Linked DNA regions of Homo sapiens: region 1 is linked to region 2. Evidence: chromatin loops called from intact Hi-C (ENCODE). Cell type or tissue: Caco-2. All regions are shown on one strand.

The links. Hi-C counts contacts between places; a loop is a spot of excess contacts. Peaks named below come from ENCODE experiments on the same cell type or tissue, not always from the same donor. Only the 100,000 strongest peaks of a DNase experiment are listed, where the experiment ranks them.
Region 1: it touches region 2 in a loop (2.4-fold over the local background); 4 of 110 quality-filtered maps call a loop at or near these places.

What each region holds. Positions count from the first base shown.
Region 1 is chr11:93,611,853-93,616,852 of GRCh38, forward strand. No RefSeq gene overlaps it. Among named protein-coding and RNA genes, the nearest start is that of CEP295, 47 kb to the right of the region's middle. In Caco-2, a CTCF peak has its summit at 2,761; DNase peaks (open chromatin) are centred at 229 and 2,751.
Region 2 is chr11:93,490,474-93,495,473 of GRCh38, forward strand. All of the region lies in intron 2 of SMCO4 (single-pass membrane protein with coiled-coil domains 4), which reads right to left. Among named protein-coding and RNA genes, the nearest start is that of SMCO4, 50 kb to the right of the region's middle. In Caco-2, no CTCF peak of the experiment used is centred here; a DNase peak (open chromatin) is centred at 2,908.

The DNA.
Region 1 (5,000 bases), 120 kb after region 2:
TGAATGTTTAAATCTGGCCCATAAGTCTTGGTGGGTTTCCAGCATGACCTTAATCTAAAATACATTCTGACCTAAATCACCTGGCTTTGCTAGCCTATGCCAACCAAATATACTGGATAATTATGCAGTATTGGACTTTGCACTGGTTGGGCACACACCTTTTAGCTTATCTTATCAAAGACAGCAATACAGCAATGCAACTTGGAAATGTAGAAAAACCAGACCTCAGCTGCAGCGCTGGATTTAATGGGCAATGCATAAGTAATGAGAAGAGCAATACGTGAAAAATAAAAGCAAGGGACCAAGAAACCTTGCCAGTAAGCTGGTGAGACATTGAAAGCTTTCCTTATAAACCTCAAAGCCTGCTTGCTCAGCTTGTGACCTAGGCCCACCCTGAGCTGCTCAGCAGTAAAGTCTACTCTGTATTCACTCTGAACCCATTCATTTTGCAAAATGTCCAGTAATAATAATGTCCCTGAGCTGCTAATTGATTGAGAAATGCTTTAAGAGCTTTATGACGGAGGGAAGGCACAATTAATTATTATTAGACCATGCAATTTATTAACTTTAAGGGCAAACAAAACCTCAACTGCAAGTGTTTCTTCATATTTCCTGTGAGAAAATAGACTTGTCAGGCCACTGTTCTCTGCTATTAGCAACGTCATCTCCTCACCAGGAATAGAATTTGCATATAGTGTCACAATATAAAGTTTTCTTATAAATATAGTTGGGAGCACTAATTTAGGGAATGTTTCATCTAAAATATAATTTGGCCATCATGTCTAATAACTGGATTCAAATGTAAATGCTTTTTAAGTATCTTAAATATCATAGACGTAAAAGTAGAAGTCATGAATTTGACATTGTTAGAAACCCATCAAAGGAACTCCACATCTATATAGAAAAAAAGGTTCAAAGCTATAAGATTGCTTTAAAAAGAAATATTTAAATGGCACTTACAAAATAATCTTCCGTATATGAATTAATACTGATACTATACTGTTTTCTGGTCCTAAAATATTTTCTAAGTGAGAAGTCTGATGTCTTTCTTTGGGAATCACCAGCCTATAGCTATACGCTAGCTACTACTCTGAAAAGCCTCTTTAAAAATGGGGAAGCCATAGATTGAAAAGCGTCCTCAAGAAATAAACCTAGAAATCAAGTTTTGGGTCTGTGATTAGTTATCCCACTAGTCGGATAAAAATTTTACTGAAAGTGTTTTCATATATATTCCATCTGTTTGGAAACTATCTAGATTCTTTGCTTGCGAGTGACAGACATCCAACTCTGCCATGGTAAACTAGGTAATGTAATACATTACCATTGTATACCATAATATATATAAAGTATACATTATGTATACTTTGTATACTTTATATACATTATCTTCCTCCCCATAACTTGTATAGCCATGGAAAGAGAAAGGAAGGAGCTGGTCTTAGGGATATGTATATCTAGGGACTCAAATGCTTTGGGGACTTTGTCCAACTTGTTTCTGGTCCTTTCTGCATTCTGGCTTCATTCACTTTGTTACAAGTAGAATTTCTTCACATAGCAAGGTATATGGCACAGGCCACTCTGGGCTTGCAGCCTCCTAGCTTAATGATCCTAAAGGAAAGAGAACTTCTCTCTTCCAGGTGTATTTGAAAAATTCCAGGGAAGGGCTCTTGGCTTACTTGAACCACATGATTATACATAGATCAATCACTGAGGACAGAGAGATGGTATATTATCAATAATATAATATAACTGACCTAGCCTGAGTAATGTGCCTATAATGCCCCCCTGATTAGTAGGGCAAGGGCTGTTTATTAATAAATAAATAAATAAATTCATCTATGAATTTATTGATTAATAAATTAATGAATTTATTGATTAATAAATTAATGAATTTATTGATAAATAAATTCATTAATGAGTTTATTGATTAATAAATTAATGAATTTATTGATGAATTTATTAATAAATTCATTATTTTTAATTTATTGATGAATTTATTAATAAATTCATTATTTTTAATTTATTGATAAATTAATTTTTAAATTTATTAATAAATTCATTAATAAATCAATTAATTTTTAAATTTATTAATAACTTTATTGCTAAATTAATTAATTTTTAAATTTATTAATAAATTAATTTTTAAATTATTAATAAATTAATTTTTAAATCTATTAATAAATTAATTTTTAAATTTATTAATAAATTTATTAAGAAACTGATTTTTAAATTTATTAAGAAATTTATTAATAAATTAATTTTTAATTTATTAATAAATTTATTAATGATTGACAAATGAATAATAAGAAGGTGTATTCGTTCATTTGGGCTGCTAGAACAAAATACCTTAGACCAGGTAATTTATAAACAACAGAAATGTATTGTTTACAGCTCTGGAGGCTAGGAATTCCAAGATCAAGGCACCAGCAGATTTGGTGCCTGGTGAAGGCTCATACTCTCCTTAAAAAATGGCACTTTCTCACTGTGACTGCACATGGTGAAAGGGGCAAATGGTTCCCTCAAGCCTCTTTTATAAGAGCACTAATCTCACTCATGAGGGCAAAGCCTAAAGGCCCTACTGCTTAATGTCATCACAATGGGGATTAGATTTCAACATGAATTTTGGAGGAACATGAACATTCAGACCATAGCAGAGGGACAGCACAGTTACTAAGAAAAGTGAGGGGATAGCCTCCGCCACTAAGGAAAGTGTTCTGTCACCCCCCTTCCACCCCCAGCTGGTATCTACTGCATTCTCTGTGCACACACAGAATGGCCACTTGAGGCAGACATCCCTAGTTAGCGGTGCAAAGTGCGTGGTCTTTGATGTCAGATAGAACAGAGTTTGAATCATGCCTCTGACCCTAACTTGTTGCATTACCTTAGGCAGATTACTAAACCATTCTAACCCTTAGTTTTCTCATATTAAAAATGGGGATTATAATACCTGATGTATAGCATGTGGTGATTAAATTAAATAAGGTAGGTAAAGGGGGCTATTTGTTGACTAAATGAGTGTCAGACCAGGACCAGGCACTAGGAGTTAATGGCATTCACACACACACACACACACACACACACACACACACATGAACACACACCTCAAAAGACCCAGACACTATTCCTGCCCTCAAGGAACCTAATCTAAACCACTTCTGGTTTGGGACAGCAAGACCTTAGATAGCTATGGACCCTCAAAACCTTCTTGTAATTTCAAATTCCATGTGACTCGTTTGGACCTTAGCCACACCCCTGGACTGGATCCTAGCCTTGGCTGCCCAGGCTTTGGTCTAGGGTATTCTCTCTGCTCCTCTCTCCAGGTCTCTGACCTCCCACCACTTAGTGAACAGCTACTATGCACCAAAGGTTACTATGATAATACTTTATATACATTATCTTCCTCCCCACAACTCTAGAAGGTTGCCCCCATTTTAGAGATGAGAAAATGGAAGCTAAGAGAAATCATGTGATTTGACCAGTTAACGTAAGCAGCAGGAAGTGGAGTCAGAGTTCAAACCCAGATCTGTCTGATTCTAGAGCCCACTCCCTCAAACACTCACAGCCTAGCCTCACAGCCTCCAAACTTTCCCTATTTCAGCCTGGGGTGTCTGGCCACTCCTCTTGGCGATAGCTCACTTCCCAGGACCTGCTCTCTGCCCCCTGGGCTTACCGCTGCAGTCCTTTCTCACCTGACACAACTCCCAGTCCTGGTCCCCACAGCACAACTCTGCTACCACCCATAATGCTGCATGAACTTAAGAAGCTGACAGTGTTTCCTGCCACCCAACATCACCTAACAGATGAGACTGAATTTTTCCAGTCTTCAAATCAGTTTTTTTAGTATAAAGGAAACTTCTTTGGGGATAGTCACTGAATAGCTCAAGCTTCTCTCTCCATCTGAGGAAAGCATTTTTGTTTGGACAGAAAGGAAAACAACATCTTCTCTTATGGGCTAACTCTTGTCTGTCCCTCCTCTGAATTCATATGTTGAAGCCCTAACTCCCGGTGCCTCAGAATGTGATTGTGTTTAGAGATTAAGTCTTTGTAGCAGGGTGCTGTGGCTTATGCCTGTAATCCCAGCACTTTGGGAGGCTGAGGCAGGCGGATCACTTGAGGTCAAGAGTTTGAGGCCAGTGTGGCCAACATGGTGAAACCCCGTCTTTACTAAAAAAATACAAAAAATTAGCCAGGCATGGTGGTGGAAGCCTGTAATCCCTGCTACTTGGGAGGCTGAGGCAGGAGAATTGCTTGAGCCTGGGAGGCAGAGGTTATAGTGAGCCGAGATAGTGCCACTGCACTCCAGCCTGGGTGACAAAGCGAGACTCCATCTTAAAAAAAAGAGATAAAGTCTTTGCGGAAGTAAGTAAATTAAAATGAAGTCATTGTGGTGGATCCTAATCCAATATGACTGGTGTTCTTATAAGAAGAAGATTCGGAGACCAAGCACAGTGGCTCAGACCTGTAATCCCAACACTTTGGGAGGCTGAGGCAGGTGGATTCCTCGAGCATAAGAGTTTGAGGCCACCCCGGGCAACATAGCAAGACCCTGTCTCTACAAAAAAAAAGTACAAAAATCAGCTGGGTGTGGTGGTGCATGCCCGTAGTCCCAGCTACTAAGGAGTCTGAGGTGGGAACATAACCTAGGCCTGGGGAGGTCAAGGCTACAATAAGCCATGATTGTGTCACTGCACTCCAACATTTTTTGAGATAGAGTAAGACCCTGTCTCAAAAAAAATAAAAATAAAAAAGAAGAAGAAGATTTGGAAACAGACCTGGACAGAAGGAAGATGATGTGAAGGCACAGGGATAAGATGGCCATCTGTAAGCTAAGGAGAAAGGTCTGGAATAAATTCTTTTCTCATGACCCTTGAAAGAAACCAACTCTGCTGACACCTTGATCTATCTTACACTTCTAGTCTCCAGAACCATGAGAAAATACATTTCTATTCATCCACTCACTCTGTGGGACTTTGTTACAGTAGTCCTAGCAAATCAATACA
Region 2 (5,000 bases):
TATGTGTTTATATACTCTGATATTTCATTTCATTAAAAAAATGCTGGTTGAGATCCACAAAAGAGATTTCACAATCAGTCAATGAGTTGAGACCTGTAGCTGAAGTCCACCAGACTAAGCCGACCTACCAGTCAAGGCTGCCTCTCGCAGACTTCATATATTTAATGGTTAAATCGCAATGGTTAAATGGCCCAGGTGAGGTTGTGGAAACACTACCTCCAGAGGTCTGTATATTAAAAGGGCATAAATTACAGGTTGAAGAAGTGCTAGATTTAGCTGCGGCTCTAAAAGACAGAACCTAAACCAATGCGTAGAAATTATGGGGAGCCAGACTGAACTGCCTTTGGGGCAGGGAACGCTCTATCTCCCGGAGAAACCAAGCAGGGTCTGAAAGACGAATAGGATGCTGAAGAAGGGACTTCAGAAATCATATCAAACAGATGGACCCAAGAGTTACTGAAGTCTCTTTCCATTCTGACAGTCTTCGCTACCTTGATGAATAAGTGGTTATAAGAATGAAATGCAAGCAATGTGTGTGAAAATGCTCAAATTACAAGCTCCTCTATATACCGTCATTCCTTAGATGGCAGTTCTTTATCCAAACCTGTAGGTTCCCTCGACTTCATTTGCTATTCAAATAGGTACTTTAAAACAGCAGGTACTAAAAGTAAGCATGGCTAATTCATCACTTCCTTAACGGCAGCTCAACTCCAAGGCAAGGCTGGGGAAGAATTCCTGAGAAAGCATGCAAGCCATCCAATGGTGTGCACTGGGTTTTGTTAAGGCAGTGCTTCTCCTAACTTGCCCATCTGAAATATGCAGAAGTAAGTGAATGCCTATCCCTGGAGGCCATGTTAGGGCATGGCCAGGGTAAGAATAAAATTTCCTTTGGCTCCTCTGTTATCTTAAAACATCAAGTGATCACATGAAACATCTGCCTTGTTGTTTACTTACAATGTGCACACACTGTGATAAAGCCTTCCGTGGCTCTCACTGATCCCTGACATCCCCGTGCTGTTGGCTCTACTGCATCACAGGCTCCCACCTTAGAAGTGAGAAATGAGTTTTGAGATTATGTAACTTGCTCAGGACCACTAGGCAAGTAAGTGGTGAGACACAGTCAAACCTAGGCAGTCTGGTTCCACAGCCTGCTCTTAACTACTAAGTGATATTGAATTCTCCTTTAACAAATATCAGTATTGGTTGTAAAATTTTAAAATGTTATTTCTCCCAAATCTTTGGGTTAAATGTGACCCTTGAGGAAGATGACCACACTGACCCTGATCCTTGGCCCCCATGCTGGCATGCTGGTGCACTGGAGCTAGAGAAACACAACTTCGCCAGAACTTGCCAGCCTGTCCCCATGTTTTTATGGCCAGGTGTGGGCTAACAGCCCCTTCTCCCCTAGACACGTAACACAGCCCTCATGTTCTTTTAGGCATGAACTTCATCAACAACCAAGATGCACAAGCACCAGTTGTTTATAACATCTTTAAAATGGAAAATTCACCTCTCAGCTAAATTACAGTAAGTTAATTACAGAGCCTGGCTGATGGCAGACAAACGGAAAGAATGAGGGACTAACTGAATTTATCAAACAGAAACAATAGCACACATCAAAGATTGTGCATCCGGGCCTTCCCCCAATAAAGAAGCTAGGGACTAGCCCCAGAGACAGGCGAGTAAGCTCCAGCAACCGTTCATTTATCCAGCTAACAGTTGCTGAGCACCAGTGTTGGCAACTAACCATGCACAGATTCATTTACTCACTCACCAATTCATTCTTTCAAACACTTCCTGAGCACCTACCACGTGCCACAAGCTGATTAACTGTTGTGAATATACAAACTGATTGACTGGTCCATCTGATCATTCATTGATTCACCAAATACAAGGCAGACTCGATGTGCTGGGTAATGTCCTGGTGACAGGACAGAATAATGAAAACAAAGTTCCTGGTCTCATGGAATTCACAGTCCAATTGAGGGAGATAAAAAATAAACAAATAAAAGTGTAATATGTCAAGGAACAAAGTGCTATGAAGAAAGACAAAAGAGTGTAAGGTGACCAGGTGGGAGACGTGATTTAACCCAGAGAGCATTACAAGGGACTGCCTCTGTGACTGGAGAGCAGAGGCCTGCAGGAAAGGCTGGAGCAAGCCCCAAGGAGACCTCAAAGAAGAGGGTGCCAGGGAAGGGCATGGAGGGCAAAGGCCACAAGGCAGGAGCAGCCTGAAGGTTTTAAGGGGTAGCAAGGGGCCAGGGCGACCAGAGCAGAACGAGTTGATGAACGATGAGCAAGGGGACTAGCCAAGGAGCTGAGACGGCCGGTCCAAAAGGGATTCTGCAAACACACTGTGCACTCTCAATGCTTACCATGTGTGCTTCACTGCAGACCTTTGATTCCTGACAAAATTCATATATTTTGCAAAAGAAAGGCAGTAAGCTAAGCTGCTATCAAATATTTACATAGCGGTGTGTCAATGTTCTCCAAGGTCTCCTAAGAGTCTATTTTAGGGTAGGAGAAAGGGAATGACCCCATCAGAAAATGAACTTGAGCTGCTGAAGTTGCATTTGTCATTAACAAAGTGATAAATATTTGATCTTTAATTTAAATGTCCTCCTTTTTGCTGAACCTTAAGCTGATTTACCAGTCAATGAGAATGGTTTCGGCAATGGCACAGAACAAGAAGGCTTTTGAGCACTGAAGACAAGGTTTATTGATCTTGCCACTGGTCCAACTGCAGACTGCACAGAAGCCTCCAGGTCAGCAAGAGTCAGACCAGCTCCAGTCTTAGGTCCACTCAGGCCACCGTGGGTCCACTGTTAACTAAGGCAAGCCTGGGCACCAGAACAGAGGAGAGCTCTCCCAGTCACCTTCTACTCCACCTTCCCCACGCTGCCCCCACCTGCTCCTGGTTAATAGCTTACCAAGGGCTGCTCATTCTCCTCTGTGTTGACTCTAGAATCTGTATCACACGCCACCCCCAAATAAAATAGAGGCTGCAGACACTGCACGCATACCCATGCCTGTATGTTCTCCCTGCCATTACCGAGTCCTCAGCATCTCCACCCAGATGCCTCCCTTCCTCCAGCCTCCTGATTCCTCAATTTCCAGGGAATGATTTCACAGAAACCCATGTCTGATCTTAGTCCTCTAACTAGAATGTGTTCATGTGTTCCCCACTGTCAACAAAACAGGGTACAGATAGGACCTGGCTTTCAACATCTCTGTGCTGAGCCCAACCCTGACCTCTGACATCGCATCATGCACGGCTGTTCTGTCTGCACATAGTGGGAGAACAAGCCAAACTCTTGCCCACTTCCAAGCCTCCTCATCTTGGCCTGCTTTACTTACTTGCTAGATGATACAAGACTGTCCCTCTCGCCAATGCTGCCCAAGCCAGAAGTCTGGGGATCTCCTAGATACCACCCCTCTCTGTCATTCTCTACATCAGATTGTTCTCCCTTATCCTAAACATCTCTCAGACATACCCCTCTCTCCTTCCCCACAGCCCTCATCTTTATTGATGAGGAAATTGTGATAGCCTCCTCCACTGTTTCTCTGCCTTCACCTTACTGCTTTGTCAAGCCTTAAGTAATGCAAACACTCCTGAGTCCTTTCGAAACCACTGTCCATGGAGGCAAGGCAAGGGATGCCACCCTTGCTCATCTCACATATTTTCCCCTTAGCAGGAAAAAATAATATGGTAGTAACACTGAAGAATCACCAGAGAAGCAAATGTGGGAGACAGAGACATCTTTTGCAAAGGGATATAGACGATGCATCTAAATTTCATACCTGTTTTAAAGTCTAGTTATCATAAACTTTGAAGCCAAAACACATTCCTAGCATAAATATGCATCACTTCAGAGTGCAGGGTTAACCACCAACCAAAAAATGTTAACCAAATAACAAGAAAGCCAAGTTAACAGTATAATTAGACCTCTAGATTCCCAGCAACTTTAAGTTGCTGTCACAAATTCAAGACCTCACTGACGTTGCACTGTCAGAGTGCCATTTCCAAACCCGCAGGAATCCAACCGCCTGTGTCCATGCTCAGCAGGCACCTGGAATGCACCACTGCTGAGCATGGCAACCCAGGGGAGTACAATCATCCAGAAACTCCAGCAGGGCACTAACTTAACACCAATCACATGTCAGTCACTTAGCAACATCCAGCCTACCGTCATACCTAAAATGTGCAAGTCTCTGGAATTTTAAGTCTCACACCCATTAGAACTAATAAAAGGACTTGCATATCTGAATCAGATCACTGACTTTCAGGAGAAGTCTTAGTACAGACCATGCCTACAGAATCCCTATTGTAAAAGACAAACCCGGTCCAGTAACTCCCTAGTATTTAATTCTACAGTGGCATTCCACTGCCTTTAGAATAAAATCCAAATCCCTTGCCTAACCTGGTCCCCAAGGAAGGACCTGCATGATCTGGCTCCTGCCTACCTTTTGCACTCAACTCCCACCCCACCGTGCCCTCCACCACAGCAGCGACCCTCCTCAGTGTTCTCTGGCATGCCACACCCTTGCTGACCTCCCAGGCCTTTATCCATGCAGCTGTCTGAAATGCCCTTTGCACCCCTATTCTCCCAAGCATTCCTTCTGCTTGGCAAAAAAGTAACAAGCAGTTGGTACTTGGCATCTCTTTCAAGACCCATCTCAAGGGTCACATGACTTTCCATCCCCCAGGGTGAGTGAGGGGCCATCTCTGTGTTCCCAGGACTCTGGGTAATAAACTCTATCACAACGCTCATCACACTATTAAAATCACCTTTGCTGGTATTCCCATTACAAACTTTGCTGTAACTCATCAGGCCACAGTGTACCAAACATCCAGCTGGAGTTTCAATATTACCATTAATTACCTTGGGGAAGGCCTGAGAATGGAGAGTATCATGCCTAAGATGAAATTCAGGTACGTGCTTTTCAGATGTGTGCACGGCAGCACACGCAGGACCTCCGACACACACAGGAGTAAAGCT